2 separate regions of the Mus musculus genome follow, and region 2 is linked to region 1. Evidence: chromatin loops called from intact Hi-C (ENCODE). Cell type or tissue: heart. All regions are shown on one strand. Links, peaks and the distances in the headings refer to the core of each region. The heading gives the core; the rest is flanking DNA.

Region 1 (9,506 bases), core at 645-8,644:
TCCAGGCTTTAGAACAACTGCCAGTCAACAAGCTCATGACCCGGCACCAATCCAAGGCTTGCAATAACCCAGGACGCTTATGTCCAAAAATCAGCACTGACAGTCAGAACAGAGGTTCTGACACTGCGGGCCCTCCTACCCTCACACTTTCTCCCCGGCACTCATAACCTGAGAAAACAGCAGGTTCATAGCCCTCCTACCCTCACGCTTTCTCCCCAGCACTCATAACCTGAGAAAACAGCAGGTTCATAGCACAGGGAACCCCAGCAGCCTGGGACCCACCAGGAACTCTTCCAAAGGCCCATCCTCAGAAGCTGCCACTCTTGACCTGCCCGGCTGCTCCCTGGAAATGCTGCTCCTGTGCTTACCTGCATTTGCTCTCACTCAGGTTGCCAGGACAGCAACCTTTCCCCGGTGGTGACAGCTGCATGCACACAGGCCTAGCTAACATACAAAGGTAAGAACTGGAAGAGTAGCATGTTTACAAATTATTCTTAAAAGATCCAACACTTTTCTGAAAATCTAAACGACCAAGTTTATTCATAAAGCTGTGTATGCATGCTACAGGTCGTGTGTGTGTGTGTGTGTGTGTGTGTGTGTGTGTGTGTGTGTGTGAGAGAGAGAGAGAGAGAGAGAGAGAGAGAGAGACTTTTTCTCTGGCTCTGCACAAGTGACAAATGAAGACTAAGGCAGTTACAGTCTGCTCACATGAGCATTACTACCCTGCACCATCACTCAGGGATCCTTGGCAGAGGCTAGATGCATTAGCTCTACACCTCAATGGAAATGATTGTGTGTGGCTCGTAATCTAAACAGACTTCAGTGGCTGCACATGAGGACACAGAGCTTCCATGGTATATCAAGAACAAGATTATTATGCAAACAAACAGCAACAAGACCAAATTCCAAGGAAGAGAAATGAGCAAACACTCAGAGAGAACACATAATATATTTTTATATGTCCAGTTTCAAAAAAAAAAAAAAGCTGAGACAAACAATGATCAACAAAGAGTACAGTGTATACAGATAGACGGGAAGGGAAGCAATCAGCAAAAAGACACACCCTGGATTTACTAGAGAACACCATCAAAACTGGCAACTTGAACATTTTTATAGACCCACTCTCAAAGAACTCAAGGAAATTTCATTTTAATAAAGAGGGAAGACAGACTTCAAGTTATTTCCAGTGGAGTAATTTATAATAGTACCGACAATGATTTATAACTTAGTGACAGTGATTTATAATGAGAGAATAACAATGATTTATAACTGTACTGACAATGAAACGTGTGTAAAGAATGACATTGCAAACAAGGTACAAAATCGCCCTAGTAAATTAAATTACTCAAAATGCAAGACTTCAAAAAAAGGGATTAAAATATAAAGTATTTATAATTTTGCTTAATAATCTTCACAATGAAAAACAATATGGAGAGCACCAAAATGTAAGCAGCAGCCTTCTCAGAATAACAGTAGGGTAATTTTTTACCATAACTAACAATGATTTCTACAAAGAGACGAAGCAATACAACAACTGTTTATGATTGAATTGTAAAAGTTCTAAACAAACGAGGAGTCAAAGATAATTTCCTCAATCTGATCAAAATGATAAAAGAAAAAATAGACTACATGTTTTCTTTAAAGAAAATTACCAGTCACGAATGTCTTCTGAGACTTCTTATTCAGCATAACTAGAACTCTTAGCAGTGCAATGAGATAATAAAATGCAAACAGTTGGGAAATACAAAATTAAACAGCCTCTGTGGATGGATACGTGCATACGTAGACAATCACAAGGAGTCCATAAAGGTCACATGTACTAACAAGTGAGTTGAACAACACTGTAGGGTTCAAGAGCATGTAAACCTCAATAGTTATAACAGTAGCAATAATTAGAAATGTACATGTGTGTGGATATCATTTACAGTAGCAGCAAATGAACACACATACAAATGAAACAAAACAGAAATAAGATTTTTACGCTGAAAGTGAAAAACATTAAGAGAAACCTAAATCCTGCATAAACAGAATCACCTAGCAGATTAAAGACACCTAAGATGCCAGCCACCCCAAAGGGATGTATAACTTCAACGCACTCCTAACCAAACCCCTACAATAGAGAAAGCAGGCTGCCTCTAAGAGTTATACAGGAAGAAAAGAAGCTACAACATTTGAAACAATTTGAAAAGTAACCAAGCTAGAGAATGAAGCCTTCTGACTTTAAGACATTCTATAAAACTAGAGATGCACAGAATGATGAAACAGAAGAGAATGCCAGAAAGAGACAGAGCCACACGTACACAGTGAATTGCCTTCTCACAAAGTGCCAACAAGAATCCTGCTCAAGGACAGTAAGAAAGTTTCCCTCAGATGCAGCCAAATTCATGCATCTGTAAAGGAAAGGCTCAAAGAAAGCCACAGCCTACACCTTACATTATAAAGGAAGAGTAACTGACAGCATATCCTAAACACAATATCTAAAACTAGAAAAGGTCTAGAGAAAAACAGAAATTCTTTGCAACCTTGGACAGTGTACAAATTAATTTTTTAAAAAAAGGAAAAAGAACTGATCCAATGGATTTCATCAAAACTGAAATTTCACTCACACATTTCACGTGTCAGGAAAAGAAGCAAGTGGCAGACTCAAAGAAAACACTTGTGGACATACATACACATTATACACACACACACACACACACACACACACACACACACACACATGTATATGTAAAACTAAAGTTTGTGCCCAGATTGTATAGGATTTTTTTAATTAGACAATTAAAAACTCACAAAACACTTTGGAGGGATGCCTCTTGAAAGAACATACAAACAGCAACAACAGCACAGGAAAATGTCTTACAAGTTAGTTAACTAGAATCTCAAAATCATCTGTGAGATCCCGGCATGGAGGCACACAGCTGTAATCCCAGCCTCAGGAGGTGACAGCAGGATGATCAGGAGTTCAAGGCTAGCTTCAACTACGGAGCCAGTTGAAGGCAGAGTGGGCTATTTGAGAACCTCAAATTTAAAAAACGAAAACTCAATGACTCATGAGGAAACTCCTTCGGAAGTAGCTAAAGCAGGAGCTAAAATGCCTAACTGACACATGGCAACATGAACCATGCATCTCACTGGCAGGACTGCAGCACACAGCAGCCACCAGGGTAAACAGCAGAGCTAAAACGTTACCCATGCAGCTGCCACCTGGTCCAGCACCCTGCTTCTCAACACTGAACCAAAGAAAATGAGAACTTTTCTCTCTAAAGACTTAAATATGACTGTCCCCCCAAAATGCATTTTTACTAACAGCTTCATCCCAAAACACAAAACTCAGAAACTCCTAAATGTCCACCAACTAGTGAGTGAGTGACTACACTGTGGCCTACTCACAGACAGAAGTACCATGTCCCCTTTTTACGGAGACACCAAAAGGGCTAGAAAAGCATTCTGGGGGGAAAAAGTACGAACAAGGGACTGTGCTTCATCTTTCCACTTACATGACTCCAGAGAGGAAAAACCCAACAGAGGATGAATCTGTAGCCATCCTGGGGGATCCCAATGAGCAAACCGTGGTGATGTTATATGACCAGGCACACTTGTAAGAGTGAGTGCACACGAAGACATACTGAATTAGTTTACCCTGAACTAAACTCTAAGAAATGTCCTTCAAGAAAAGGTACATCAACTCTAGTTCAAATAAACTAAACCCAAGTTATTGGAAACTGAAGAAAGGAGACAACCAGAACCCGAACCCTAAACTGTACCAAGTTAACATGCACATTAATACAGAGTGGCCTTTCAAACGTTTACATCCTACAGGAAAGACAACACTTAATGGTAAGTTATACGGAAACAGTAGCCAGCAGGGCACTGTGATTGTGATCCTTAGAACTTAAACATTTTTCCTCCTTTTTCATTAATAGAAAGATCTCACCCACCTTAATTGATTCCCACTTGGCTTGTGTCATAGAGAGAGATTCCCTTCAAAGTTTCCTTTATTAATAAAAATCCTATATTCTTTACAAATCTGATAGTACCTGGGTGTTCAATAAAATGTCCCAATTGATGACAGGCTCTTTCTCTCTCACACACACACACACCCCAGAGAGAGAGAGAGAGAGAGAGAGAGAGAGAGAACAAACAATGGATGCTTCTCTAGGTGATTTCCTAAAGTTTTCTTTTTCTGTGAAGTATTATGATGATTAATATTTTTCTTAAAAACTCAAAAATCCTGGACTTTCTCATTTTGTTTTATGTTTTTTTCCAATTTGGAGTATGGTGTTGCTAGGCAACCAGTTCACAGTTCCCAGCCCACTGAAACATCTCTAGACATCCTAGGAGACACCAAACTTCCTCACCTCTCACCAGGCAATTCTTCACACATTAACACACCACATAGTGGCACCAAGGTGCAGCGGACCTAGCATCTTCCTGAGCCATTTATCCCAACAGGTGAGGTTCAAACAACCCCAAAAGCAACACAAGGTGTGGCTAAGATGACTACAAGTGCACTTCTCCTCGGTTTCTGTCGCCCAGGAAACTGTGAGTACTCTGCAGGCTTTTGTCTTAAATCCTGAGGTGACAGCTGACCCACCCTGTGACAAGATGGCAATCCCTCAACCACGCAGCATGCAAACATGTTCCATAGCCTTCCACAGAGCCGGGAAGTTTAAAACTAGGGGCGAAGACGTGTCAATGTCTGCACAGTGGAGGGATAAGTCGGAATTCGTGGGCGGCCTCTGAGGGACCTAAGCTGAGCCCAAAGCCTTCACTTCCCCAGAGCGGAGGGCCAAGATCACGGCGGCCTCACCATCCCAGAGCTGTCAGAGCAGCTGACAACTCTTGTGCAAAGCTCCCTCCTGCGGAGGCAGCCGCGCAGACGCGGCATCCTGGGGGGGCGGGGAAAGGTGTGTAACAGACAGAGGCCAAGCGCTCCGCACGATGCTCGCCTGGGGTGAGAACCCGAGACGCCACTGAGGGTGTGTCCAGCGATCAGCTCTCCAGAACTCCGAGTGCACAGTGCGCGCTTTCCCAAGGTCTGAGACCGGAAGGGGTGCGCCGCTCGGCACCGACGGGAACCGCATCAGGGTCAACACTTCCGTTCCGCCGGGGCAACTACAGCGCGGACAACAAGCGGACTTACTATGGCTCTCCACTCGGGACTACCCAAGTGCAGGGCCCCGCGGGCGAGGGCGGGAGCGAGGTGTCTCCCTGACCCAGGTCCCGTGAGTCGCCCGGCCGCGGCCTCGCGACTCGCAGTAACTTGGTCACGTTCCCACCCGCGGCCGAGACCCGGACCCAGACGGCGAGCACCCGATTACCTGCGCCCACCGCAGTGCTCCCCGCGCTGTTGCGCGTCACACCCGGCTCTCAGACACTGGCTCCGGGACACCGGCTACGCAACCACCCCCCTCCCGGTGACTGCTGGCCCAGGAACCCACGTTCGGGCAGCCCACACACCACCCGGCGTCCAGGACATCCTCACCGGAAGTTGATTTCTACCTAGGCCCGCCCAGGCCTGCGCGCGGCGCTCCAGGCATCCGCGGGCGCATCACATGACCCCCCAAGAGGAGGCCAGCTGAGCCTCATCTGAAGAGAGACCTGACCTGTGAAGTGGATTGACCTGATATACACTGGCCTGACCATCCTCAAAAACTACATCATGTCTTTATCTTTTGTCCTGAGCCAAAACAAACTATTCAACAGATATTCCTCCTAACAGAGATTCAGCTGGCTAGGCCACAAGAAGAACCTCCTAGTTGAGTGATTCTCAGGTAATTGACTCTGCTATAGATTGGCTTCGACTTAACGCTTTTCCTGACCTTTCTCAAGATCTACCTCCTAGTAAAGGTTCTCAATCTCTCTTAGTGACAGGCCCATAAAACCACCTACCAAATCTGAATTTTTCTTCTGTCCAGAACTCGAATCTACCACGAGAAGAGCCTTTGCCTCTTACAAACAACCAAAATGTGAGAACTGAATAAAGCACCCGGCACTATGACATGCTCAAGAAATGTTTGACGTGATGTCTGGACCTATCGGCTTAGCGGAACTCTCAAGTTCCTGAACGTGCCCAAGCTGAAAGCTTCTCTAAACCACTGGATTTTAAAGATCTTCAGCGCTAGGACTGTAGCACTTGTAATCAACTCTCTCATAGCAGTTCGTTCATATTCCACTAAAAACAGTTGTTTTTTAGCTGTTCCACATCCTTACAGCAAAGCTGTCAGTCAACATCTTTTCCTGAAGGGAATATGCCATACACTTGGTAGGTTTTTGTTTGAAGGGGAGAGTAATTGTGTAGACTGTCGTGACTGTTACATAGAAATGGTCAACAGGTAGCACACTTCTCAGATGGTTTAGACAACATTCACTTAATTTTTATTGAACGTATACCATTTACTTGGAACTAGTCAAGTGGTAACAATCTGGGAATGAACCAAATATATCCAAGATATTTTACTGCCTAGTGCCCTGATCGTTTGAATGTGAGTCTGTGGACAACTTCTAATCTTCACACAGAGAGCATTATTGGGAATTGCTTTTCTCTTCCTTCCACTGAACAAAATTGACTGAACTATCTTTAATCTCTGTACTGAGTGGGAAGTATCAACAGGATCTTGACATGCCTTCACTGAGCTGGGCAACTTGAAGTCCTTAGTGAACAACTAATACTGAGCAGGTCACCTCTTCTGACCTTTTCCATCCTGCCCATTCTTTGCACAAATAAGTTGTATTTCTCTTATAGAAATTTGATGCTTCCTTACACACATATACTTTTTTAATTTCCAGTTGAGCACCAAGTCAAGGACCACTTCTTTGTATACTCAGCAAGCTGTTTCCCATTTCTCCTTTACATCTAGTCTAGTAGTCAAGAAAGTGGAAATACATTCAATAAGCATTTCATAAACTGATAGTCAATATCTATGTGTCACCTTATCTTTTCTCTTTGTGCTTGAAATTTTAATGCCTTTGGGTTTCCATCGAAACATCTGACCCAACAAAATGACCGTTTATCCCTACTGCCACCACTCTAGTTTCAGATCACTGTGTATCGGTCATCAGAATCTCACCTCAGAAACCCCACAAAGTAATTGGTAATTTTATCTTTAAATGTTTAACATGCTTACATGTAAGCACCCATCACCACATCAACTTTATTCTTTCCAGCTGTCAAAGGAGATTCCATGCTCCTCAGCAGTTATTCCCTTCCTCCATCTCTTCACACATCACACCTGCCCTAGGCAACATTAATCCACTTCCTCAAGATATGTCTAATTACATACAAAGTGTGACCTTTTGTGCCTGATCTGACCCACTTAGCATAATGTTTTGTGAGTCCACTTACATGAAGTACTTCTGTGAACAGTCTTCTAGAAGCTTTGTGGATAGATATTGGACATAGACTATAATTCCTGAGTCACATGCTAGTTCTACCCTTTAGGAACTTTGGTCCTCTTCTACACCATGTTACACTCCCTTCTGCAAGAAGGGAGGTCTTTCATATCTTCTGTGTCTCACTTCTGGAGAACAAATCTTGATCTTGATTACTCATCGAAGTGCTTCTACAAGCCAGCTGACACTGCTCTAGACATTTGTTGTGCATATGACTACAAACCCATAGTACCTGAGACGAGAAGTATGGCTCCCACCCTCAAAAAGAGCAAATGTAGAGAAAGATCCAATCAAATCAGAAATGGGGCCTAGCCAAATTAGAGGCGCTGAGTGCTCCTCTCAACCTGGCTAACCAGGAAGTGTTGCTCATTAGAAAGAAAGCTCAAGACAAGCCCTAAGGAATCAATAGGATCAAATCCAGCTAAGAAAGAGGACTATGCTCCAAACAAAGAACAGACAGAGCAAAGAAGGAGAGAAAGAAAAGAAAAGGAAGGGAGGATGGAAGGAAGGATGTGAACTTAATGTTTTCACTTACCTGGAGTTGTAGGATAGATACAATTTGTAGGCAGATATAGTGAAAGCAAAGATGATAGTGGAGACAGGCTGTGACAGCTGTCAGTGTAAAACACAGCCTCCATTCAAGAAAAAAATAAGGGATACTTTATTGCTATCCAAATATAAGTAATTGTGGCCTGGGAACAGTAACTCAAACTACAGTAAAATGATGTGTTCCACCAAGGATGAGATGGTATAACCTTTTCATTGTCACAGGACAAAATAAAGTCAAATAAATCCACTTTCAAACATTGTTGAAGACGTGAGCTAGACAGGCTACATCTCAGCAGAGAAGTCTCTGCCTATATATTCCAGATGTTATGGCTTTCTTAGCTTTAGTGGATTCTGGTATTCTGCTAAGTAAATACATTCCAAAGATGTCACCTGATAGCAAAAGGGAATGTTAGATCACATATGAACATGGGCATAAATGGCTATTAAGGAAACTAAAGACAGTCCAAGTTAATTTTGTTTCTGGATCTACTGCATTCCACCACTTGGTAATCAAGGACATTTTAATCAGAAATTCTGCAAAACCCTCAATATAGATATTACACTGAGGGCAGGTGGTATAATGTGAAATCACACTGGAAAAATAGGACTGTCTATTTTTCAGAGGAGACAAGATAAGGAAGAGTTTTGCAAACTCCACAGAAAGACTAGAGTTCTATTCTGAAGGCAATAGAAAACTTCAGGATTTGTTCTTCAAGGTTGAGGGTATTACATCAGCAGAGGTGTGTGGGTAAAAGGTAACCAAGGTAGATAGGAAGTAGCTGTAATGAATTATGAATGAGGTGGTCATGAAGGGGACAAAGTTTCTTGGAATACTGTAGGTAGCAAAGTCAATACAGGGGCAGGGAAAATCAGGAACTGAAGATGGCCCCAAGTTCTGGAGCTGTTTAAAGAGGTGGAGTATGGAGATACATCTGGTAAGGAAGCCCATGGAATACTAAAATACTCCAAGTCCCATCTGGAAGCTGCAACACAGCCCTGGGTGACTTATAGATGACATGTTATTTCTCACAACTCTGAAGGCTGGGAAGTCAAAGATCATGATGCAAAGCAGATCTAATGTGTGATGTGTGTGCTTTCTGGTTCATAGGTGGCACCTCACTTTGTCTCCACACACTAGTCATCCATCTAAAGACACTAGCATGGAGTTACCAAGTTCTGCTTATGACCATGGTGGCCCAGATGCTGCTGGAGTTATCCGCAGAAATGGCAAGGATCACAACAAAATGTATGTAATATAACTCCTGTGTAAGATGAGAATCTCTGAAAGGGTTTTTTATTCATGAGCCTTCTCGTGAAGTTCATGTGATATTTCCCAAGTGAGTCTAAAAATGAAAGTTTGGGTAGGACTTTTAGCTTTATATTGGGGTATGTGGGAGGGGGGGACTCTTTTGTTTTATTACCATGGCATAGAACCACTGTGAAAAGCCCCAAACTGAGCTAGGTTTATTACAAGGGCTAAAATTTCTACTGGCCAAAACCTGGAATACCCAGGCTTGCTCATTACTTTGCCCCCATGAAGTTGAGTAGGCAGAGAAATAATATGC
Region 2 (9,506 bases), core at 1,074-9,073, 480 kb before region 1:
TTGGCAAGGGCAGTAGTTATTTCCAGAGTTCACAGTTCACTATCTTGTAAAACCACAGAAAGCTCTAGCTTAAAATGCTGTAAGGAAGGTAATATCCTTCGGTAGATGTGAAGGTTTCAAAGGCCCACTGCCCTTTCTGCAGGAATTGCCAATGTCTCTGCTGATGGGAGATTTAAACTGTGGGTCATATGACCCACATAAGCATATGTGGGACATAAGCATGGGGACATGAAAATTTTGGCAACAGTAAAGACTTCCAAATGTATAATAAACAAACATTAACTCCACATAAAACACATAAGGAGTCCAAGGTATATCTGGCTGCACTTGCCCATGTAGCATTAAATGACCTCATCATAGCCTTGGTTCTGAACACAGAGCACACACACTTCCCAGTGTATGTGCCTTATGCCACAGAATACTGATGAGTCCTGCCTGAGACACCTAGGCTCACACCTCATAATACTGCATGTTACAAACCTTAGCATGTTTACTGTGTGTGCAAAATCTACTGCTGTTACAGAAATACAATGACATAATTACAGGATACAAAGACTTTTTATATTTTACTATTTATCAAATTAGTGTATCTTTGGATCTTGTTGTGCTATAACATTTGGCTTAAAAACTGTTGTTGGAGATATTGACTTGAGTTTCATAAGATATCGTTAAGTTAGTTTTAGTTTGGGATTAGGACAGAGTTTCCAACCATTTCCAAAATATCTCTGAGCTTACTTCTGCTGTCTGGTAGGAGGTATTGGTGTGAAGTTACATGCTCACTACTGATCATTTCTGAGATCAAAGTATTAATCAACTCTGAAGAAACGTTGATACTCTGTGTCCTGCAGCATCAAATATCAGCCAAGATTTGTTTATGAAAAGAATAAGTACTTCTCTCTGGTTAGCACGTAAAATTGAAAGCAATTTCAATTTCATCTTTAAAAGGTATAAACTGATCTATAACATACCCAGTCCTACCTCTCAGGATATACCCATAGTCATATATATGGATAATTTTAAATAGTATTCTCTATGGTTTTATTAATGTTTAATATATATTTATTTTTATATACTTGTAACATTTACCTGAGGTAATGTAAAACTTATCATGCAAAAGGAGTTCTAAGTGGGAAGTTTAAGAGGCCTACTTCAGACTGAAGGAAAGTCCACTGGCTAGCCTTCCATGTCCTAAAGCATCTCCGCCACAAGAACACACTCCTGTTGACTCCTTTTCAGGTCTCTGTAGGGATGCTGTGCAGAGCTATGCATTAGGATCGATTCCAAGAGACAGTGGGAAAGGCACTGCCTTTTATGGCCCAACCTATGGCGACCCAGCTCACCATGACCCTGACAGTGATCATGAGCTCACCCACATTTCATCGGTTGGTAAAGGGAGGGAATGCCACACTGCAGAAGAATAAAGGACAGGAGTGACAGGATTGAGAATGTCTGTGACACTGCCTAATATAAGTAAGATGGAGAACAGCGCATAGAGCCGCATGGAGCAGCAGTAGCTGAGCTTGCTAAACTTGTGCATCCATTCAGTCATCGGTCCACTCACTTTTCTTTCTGTTGTTGTCTTTCAGAGAAGGCTCCACTCTATAGGCCACATTAGCCTGGAGCTTGTAAGGATCCTTCTGCCTCAGCCTCCACAGGGCTGTTATGGCAGGTATGAGACCCCACACCAGTCCACTCTCATTTCTTTTAAAAATGACATAACCCCTGAACTTGAGCTATTTAGTTCTGTGCTAGATCTGACACCCACTCGGCAGGTTTGATTCAAGATCTACAGCACGACACCCTGGCACAATGTTGTGCAGCTCCAGGTCCCACCTCTCAGCTCATGCTAGATTGTTTCCTCTTCCCCTGGGTTCTCTGCCCCACCCATCTAACCTTTCATCAGGAACTTCTGTACTCCACCTCTCCCTAACACTCTCAGAGTGTCACAGTATCCAAATGTCGCCTCTCCCAGGAAACCATGGAAAAGATTTCAGAACTCAAGTGTTGGAGGAATGGTTTTGTTTTGAGAAATCTGAATGGAGCTGGAATGGCAGAGTACCGGAAAAGTTCTACTTCAATCCTGAAAAAGAAAACCCCAATTGGTAAATCTTCACAAATAAATATGAAGCAAGAGATTTTTTTTATGACTATATATATGACAGAAAATTAATTTTAATTTTAATGCTACAATATCTATTAGTTCCCCAGGTGACTTTTCAGTTAAATCTTCTGGAGGTAGAAGATTGAAAAGGAGAAAGGAGAGAGGAAGGAAGAGAGGGAAGAAGGAAAAGAGAGAGAATATTAACTTAGCTTTCCACTGGGGTGTGGGAGTATCCCAACAACCACAGCAGGTGCTAAGGAAACATTTGTCATGAAGTCATTGCACATAATCATCTTTTACCTCATATCAATAGACCATGTGTTAGAGAGACCACCAGTTAGGAAGAAGAAGACCAAAGAGGCAGTCACCAAACACTGGGTAAGAAAGTCACAAAAGGAAATAACAAAGAGAACCACATTTATAAAGTCCACCAGGAGTGGTACAACTAAAAATCACACTTGTGGAGGAAGCAGTTGTCCCAGATACCTGGCTACATCTCACTGAGCTCTCAACTGCACATGTGCATGTGCACACACAACACATATACACACACACATACACATATTTACACATACACATATATACACACATGCACAAATACACACACATACATATAATACACACATGCACAAATACACACACATACATATAATACACATATATGCACATATATACAAACTTTCACACACATACATACACATACGCATATACATACACAAATACATACACATACATCTACATACACATACACAAATACACACATACATATACACACACACACATATACATACACACGCATACATACATATATACACATTATACACATATAAACAAATATATGTGTGTACACACATACATATATAAACAAATACACATACATATATGCACACACATACATACACACATATGTATACACACACATACACACACACACACACACACACACACACACACACGAACACAGACACACACAGACACACACACACTCGGTAGCTGGGCAGGTAGAGAGGGATGTGGAAACCCTGCGTCTGAGGAGAGGAAGAAGCAGAACAAATTGGGTTGTCTGCCATCCCATATATGGCTCTCTACAGTCATGGAATAGCAGGATTCTATCCTGCCCACCCCTACCCCCACCCTCTGAGACACTTTCTCTTAGATGCTGTGACATGGGATATTGGCTGTGTGGTTGACGGTTGACTGAATCATTTCTGAGGGACTGGAGCCTGAGTGCTCAGTTTTTCTGGTAACCACTGGAGGGCCCCAAAGGTAAGTTTATAGACAATCACCAGGTATTACTTAAACGCTTTTTTTTTTTTTTTTTTTTTGCTTTGGTTTTTGGCTCCTTCTGAAGTTTGATCAGCTCCAGGCCTTTGGGGAGTTGGTGAGCAGCTATCTAACTCTTAAAAATGAGAGATGAATAACATTTGGCTGGAACAGACTTGAGTCAACTTTGGGCAGAGGTCACACGAGGATCTTGCCACACAGTTCTCTATGTAACCCTGAGGCCAGGCCGCCCACAATGTGCTTTGTGGACATGTCCTGAGCCCACACAGAGCTCCTTCAATCCACTTGCACCTTGACCCACAGCACTGTATATGTATTGTGTCAACTGCATGGATCACCAACCCCTCCTGCTCTCTGCTTTGGACTCTGTCCCAGGAGCCAGGCAAAGACTGAATTCACTCCCTGCTGGAGCCTGGAAATATCTCCACAGAAGACCCCTGAGGTTTTTATTCTCATTCTATCCTAAAGCAGGGAGCACTCTCAAGAAAGATGAAGGAGGTTTGGGTTCACAGGCACATGGGGCTACAGGGCTTCTACCCTGCATGAGGCATTCAAAGTTTAAAATACAGAGTGATTGCCATGGCGAGCCCCACAGAGGAGATGTCAGAATTTTGTTTCTAAGCACAAAGAGACTCTGAGCCAGTTCCAGGGGTTTTCCTGCCTCTGTCTCCCCTGCAGGAGAAAGAGAGAACAGGTGTGCTCCACTGAACTTGGACTGCTCTCTCTCCCTCCCTCCCTCCTTCCCTTCCTCCTTTTCTTCCTTCCTTCCTTCCTTCCTTCCTTCCTTCCTTCCTTCCTTCCTTCCTTCCTTCCTTCCTTCCCTTCCTCTTCTCTCTCTTTTTTCTTTTTCCTTTTTTAACATGTGCTGAGAATCTAGCTCAGTCTTCATGTTTATGCTGAGTCATTTCCCAGCCTCACAGTGATTTAATGTTATGAACCACAAAAGTGAGAGACAAACCTCAAGAGTAGAGTAGACAACTCTACTCTTGAGTTGAGTGGGTGTCCCTCCTGGTTCAGGTTCAGGCTCAGGGGTCCGGTTATAAGTCACACACCTACAGGCCAGGTAGTCATTTCCAGTCTAACAAAGAAATGAGAAGAAATGCTGGTCTATAAGTCTTGCTTCTAGTGACAGCAAGCTCCACCAATTTCCATAGCTCTTGGAAGCCCATGGTTTGCCGTTCTTACACATGACCTGGTTCTGCTTGGATGGCATGGGAAGCTAGCTGAATCCATTTCTTGTCTGAGCCACCGTCTCGGCCAAGTGACAGGGTGAAAAGGCCCTTCAGACATGGCCCAGAATCCAAGCAGCTGTCTCTACTGTCTAAGTATTAATGGCTTAGTTCACTCACAGAGGAGAGAGGCATGTAATGCCCAACAAGCTTAGCCTGATCTGGGGTTCAATTTGAGTTAATCGGCACTGCTTCTGGAATATGCCTATGTGGGTTTTTCTCAGTAAGTGCAGTCAGCAAGTCTGAACGGAGCTCTCCTATGCCGACCCACACAGATCAACTTGGACTTTGCGACATTGCATCATCATAAGAGGACTTCAGGGTGCTCTGAGCCAAGTAGAATTGGCTAAATGGTTAACACATGACTTTAGGAAAAAGCATGGGCACTTCTCAGAGGACGATGGGGCTAAAAACACTGTGGCTACCTCATCTCAAAACCTGAGTGAAATTAAGCCCAGAAACCCTTCATTTCTCAATCATAAGTAAGGATAAAAATTATAAGCAGGAACTAGGATTCATGGGAGACAGAGCCACAGAAGAATCTTTTGGCAGCTTACCAGGTCCTCCTGATAGATGTATTTGAATGTAAACATGAGCTTTGAACCCAAGATGTAAAATGGGGCAGAATTGTTGCCAGTTAAATAGAAAGAAGGTAAATCACCGACATTCTTCACACTTCCGTTAGAGGGCATTCTTGCCTCACAGATGCCTGGGTGTGTTTATCACAGAGAGTGTTTTCTTCCAGGTCTGCAGGTCTGCATTATAGGTGGTCTAAACTGGCAGACTCCATGCCAGGCAAGGCACGCAAAGCTGGGGGGGGGCGGATAATGTGACATTTCTTCCTGCTTTCACATACCCAAGGTAATAGAAATCAGCTTGGCTCAAAACTGTGCTCCTGAGCTCCAGTTCTCCACTCTGTCCCCAACCCCACCCCCACCCCCACCCAGACCCCAAACCTTGTGCACTGCACTGCCAGGGACTGCCAGAGCCTTCCCCAGGGAAGCTGAAATCATGAGAGCCGCTTGATTATTCAGGGAGATTTTGTAAATGCAGCCAAGGAACAGGAAGGTGCCTCAAGTCCTGGGGGAGTGAGGGGCTTTCCTCTCCCTGGGCAGTCACCAGGGCCGCACATAGGGAAGAAAGCCAACAGAAAGCCGTGCATCTTTTGTAACTCCAGAATACCCCAGTGCCAGGATGTCTCCCAGGCAGAGGCTTCCCGAACTCTGAGGCCTCCCACAGGCCAGGCTTCTGTGTGTATGTGAGAAAGGAGCATATGTTGAGTCATACACATACCCACCTAAAGGAGAACGCAGAACACCGTGGCTCTAGAGTTGTTTGTAGAGTGCTCAGTTCTAAAGCCTTAGGCATGAGAATTGGTGTGAACCATGGTGTTGATCTCTCCCAAGGCCTGGCATGATGATGCTTGCTGCCACTGCTTCCAAAGTCTGGCATGATGATGCTTGCTGATGCTGCAGTGAGCAGAAATGCCTAAATACTAAGGGAAAGGGAAACACTTTGTGTGCTGACCACAATGTGGTACTGAGGCACAGGTGGGAGAGGATGAGACATGGGACCAGGAAGCTGCCCCTGTTACATAGGCATACAACCATTGGGTCCTAAACACAGAAGAGAGAGTCCCTTGGCCTTTAACACTGGAGGAGTGCAGGGTAGAGCAAGAAACTTGGGAGTTCTCAAGGCTGACTCTCAACTGCCTCAGTCCAGTTCCCCGTGTTTATGCTTGTAAACAGAAAAGCAGATTGACACAACACTGAGGATAACCTCCTCTACCCTTCTCCTCTCACTCTCCAAACACACACACACACACACACACACACACACACACACACACGCACACACACACATGTATACACATACATGCACATATACACACATACACATGTGCACACACATTCACACATATACACAGGAACACACATACATATGTGCACACACATGCACATATATACACATACACACATATACATGCACACACACATACTCATGTGCACACACATTCACACAGATACACATGTACACACATGCACATGTATACACATATATACACATATACATGCACACACATACTCATGTGCACACACATTCACACACATACACATGTACACACATACACATGTGTATACACACATGCACAAACATACACATATATATGCACATACACTGATGTATGTGACAACTTTGGGTGTCATTCCTTGTTTTTGTGATCTTTGTTTTTGAAACAGAGTTTCTCATTGAATCTCACCAACTAGGTTAGGCTGGGCAGTGCCCCAAGTATCTGCTTGTCTGAGCTGGGATTTCAAGAATGCTGCCCATGTGATTACTAAACCCTGTGCTTGGGCAACAAGCACTTGACCAACTGACCAGCTCAACACCCTGGCTCAACAGTGAGGACTTGGTGTCAAGGCAGTAGCTAGGATTTACCAGTGTTAGAGCATTATTACAGAGAATATTTATCTTCAGGTGACTATAGAAAATCATGTCAAAACAGTACTAGGGGAAAAAAAGCTTTTATGAGATTCTTAAAGTACAGAACTGGCAGAGGACCCACAAATGCCAAGCGAACCTGAATGACTCAGTGTCTCTCTAATGGGCTTAGGTTGGAGACCCTGGGCAGGAAAATAAAGCCTTCAGCAAGCACTTGGGAGGGCAGGGCCCTTGGCAAGGTCCTCATGTAAAGTCATCCCATAATTATAGTCTTGGAGGAGAGAGCCTTGTTCTCTCCCTGCACCCTGTAAGCCCCTGGGTTTTCAGCTAAGTCTTCTGGCCTTGCTTTCATTTGGGTTCTGTAGCAACACAGCACCTTTGGCCCAAACCTCTCCCTTTCTATTTTTAAAAAAGAAAGGACTTAGGAGTCCTGGGGAACCTGTAATTGACAAAGCACTTAGAGTCATCAAATCCACCCCCAAGGCATGGATGCAGCCAGGCTCCTGCTGCAGATTTTAATGTCTTACCACAGCACTAAGGGCTTCTGTTATGTGCAGTCTGGTCACCATGGTTCCCTGATCGCTGGTGTTTTATATCTCACCTAAAGTAGAGGTGGGCGTGCCCAGAGTGTTTTGAGCTTGTGTTGAGAAACATGGCAGGACTTGCCAGTATAGAACCCTCTGGAACCCTGTGGACTTGGAGCTGCAGGTAGGATGCCAGACACTTTTTTTTTTTTTTTTGTCTTTGAGGTTCAAGTTCTTTTTAACTTTTGGAACACACAGGACATCCTCTTTCTAACTGATGTAGGGAGAGTTTTTTAAAAGGTCCATTGAAAAGAACTGCTGAAGAACCTGGATGCCCAATGGTTTTCACAAAACAGTATTTTGATGTGTTAAGTGGAAGCATATCGGAGACGTGTAGATTGGATTTCCCTCTAAACATACAGGGGCTTGAGTACAGGATTCAAGAAGGCAGGCCAGGCACCTTTTAGAAACTCAAACACTTGAAAAATACTGGGAAGTGTTTATGTTCAAACCTATGGGACTGGCCCACCCAGGATGGAAGCAGTAAGCTCAGCCAGACAGACACCTGCTCCCTAAGGGTGACCTTTGCATAGACAGCTTGCAGAATAGGTGTTGTACTGTGACAGGTGACAAAGCTTGTCCAAACATGGAACAAGCTTGCTTTCTCCCTCCCCTCCCTCTCCCTCCCTTTTCCTTTTCCCTCTTTCCCCCTCTCTCCCTTTTCCCTTTCCCCCTCCCCTCCCCCCTTCTCTGATAGGTTCTCATGTAGCCCATGCTGGCCTGGAACTCCCTATGTAGATGAGGTGACCTTAAATTTCTTAAATGCTGAGGTTGTAGGTGAGCACCTGTGCACCTGCATAGCTGGTCTAGGCAGTGCTGGGCCATCTTGGACATGCCAGGGCAAACACTCTACCAACTGCAGAATTCCTGAAGCCCAGAACATGATACTTTGTGTACAGACTGTAGGAAAACAGACCCCTGTAAAGCAATTGAAACCTCAACTCTCACCCTAATTGGACCAATTGCCAGGAATGGGGATTCCACCTAGCTGCACAGGGCTATGGCTTCCTCTTGCTCATATGCCTGCTTCTGTCCCATGTAGTCTTTGCTTAGACCAAAAATAAAAAAAAAATCTCAGAATCAATCAACCAACCACTCAATCTATCCTACACAGCATGTTCTCACAGGACTTAATAATTCCAGTCATTAAAGCAAAGTGTCAGATGTATTTCACAGAACTTCGTGGTTCTGGAGTGCTGAGATGGCCATCGATCTTTCCTGGGACCCACGGCTCACCTTAGGACAAGTGAATCTTAACTCTGAAAGGAGCAATTGCTTTGGAAAGTAAGAGTTTTTGGAGTAAGGAGTTCAGAGCAGCCCAGGGCCTGGGAACTCCATTTTTCCACAAAACTTAGGATTTCCAGAGCCAACAACACATTTTTTTTTCATTCTCTTACATCTTATTATTTTCTTGGAAGATGACATAAGTGGCCCCTGAGATTCCTCTTCTTGGCTGCATACTATGCTCCTGCTTATCAACGTCCCAACCAGCTTCCCATAGAGAAGTGGAGAAATGAAGGACTGTTGATGGGTTCTGATGTGTGGACTGATGTAGTTGTGTCTGGTAGTCATAGGAATCTCCTCAGCTCTTTGTTGGTCTCCTGAGGCATTACCAGAAGTTTCTTCTATGTATTGGGGCTACACAAAGTTAAAAGCCAAAGCTGAGGTGGTATGACTTCCACAGCAAACAGGACCTTGAACTAGCTTGGAAGCCAAGTGGCTTTAGTTGAAAGGATGGGCATCAAAAGAGATAGGGGGAGCATTTGGCCTTCTCCCCGCAATTAAATTAGCTGTACAATTAGTTCCTCAGTTTCCCTGTATTCCAGAAAGGATGCTTTTAAATATTACCAAATAACTTCTGAGAGA

Evidence for each region. A loop is a pair of places that touch in the nucleus more often than their neighbours do. Peaks named below come from ENCODE experiments on the same cell type or tissue, not always from the same donor. Only the 100,000 strongest peaks of a DNase experiment are listed, where the experiment ranks them.
Region 2: a loop joins it to region 1, with 13 times the contacts of the local background. A loop is called at or near these places in 2 of 42 quality-filtered maps.

Annotation. Positions count from the first base shown.
Region 1 is chr6:147,471,875-147,481,380 of GRCm38, reverse strand. Ccdc91 (coiled-coil domain containing 91) reads right to left here and starts at 5,510. Exons shown (of 13, transcript NM_025911.2): 1 at 5,322-5,510. It overlaps Gm6288 (a long non-coding RNA gene), which reads left to right and starts at 5,562. Exons shown (of 4, transcript XR_869623.3): 1 at 5,562-6,265; 2 at 9,050-9,187. In heart, for the core only: CTCF peaks have their summits at 4,875 and 5,524; DNase peaks (open chromatin) are centred at 5,060 and 5,480; H3K4me3 peaks cover 1,664 bases; H3K27ac peaks cover 1,582 bases.
Region 2 is chr6:147,949,279-147,958,784 of GRCm38, reverse strand. No RefSeq gene overlaps it. Among named protein-coding and RNA genes, the nearest start is that of Far2, 93 kb to the left of the region's middle. In heart, for the core only: CTCF peaks have their summits at 3,347 (motif pointing right) and 5,294; a DNase peak (open chromatin) is centred at 6,974.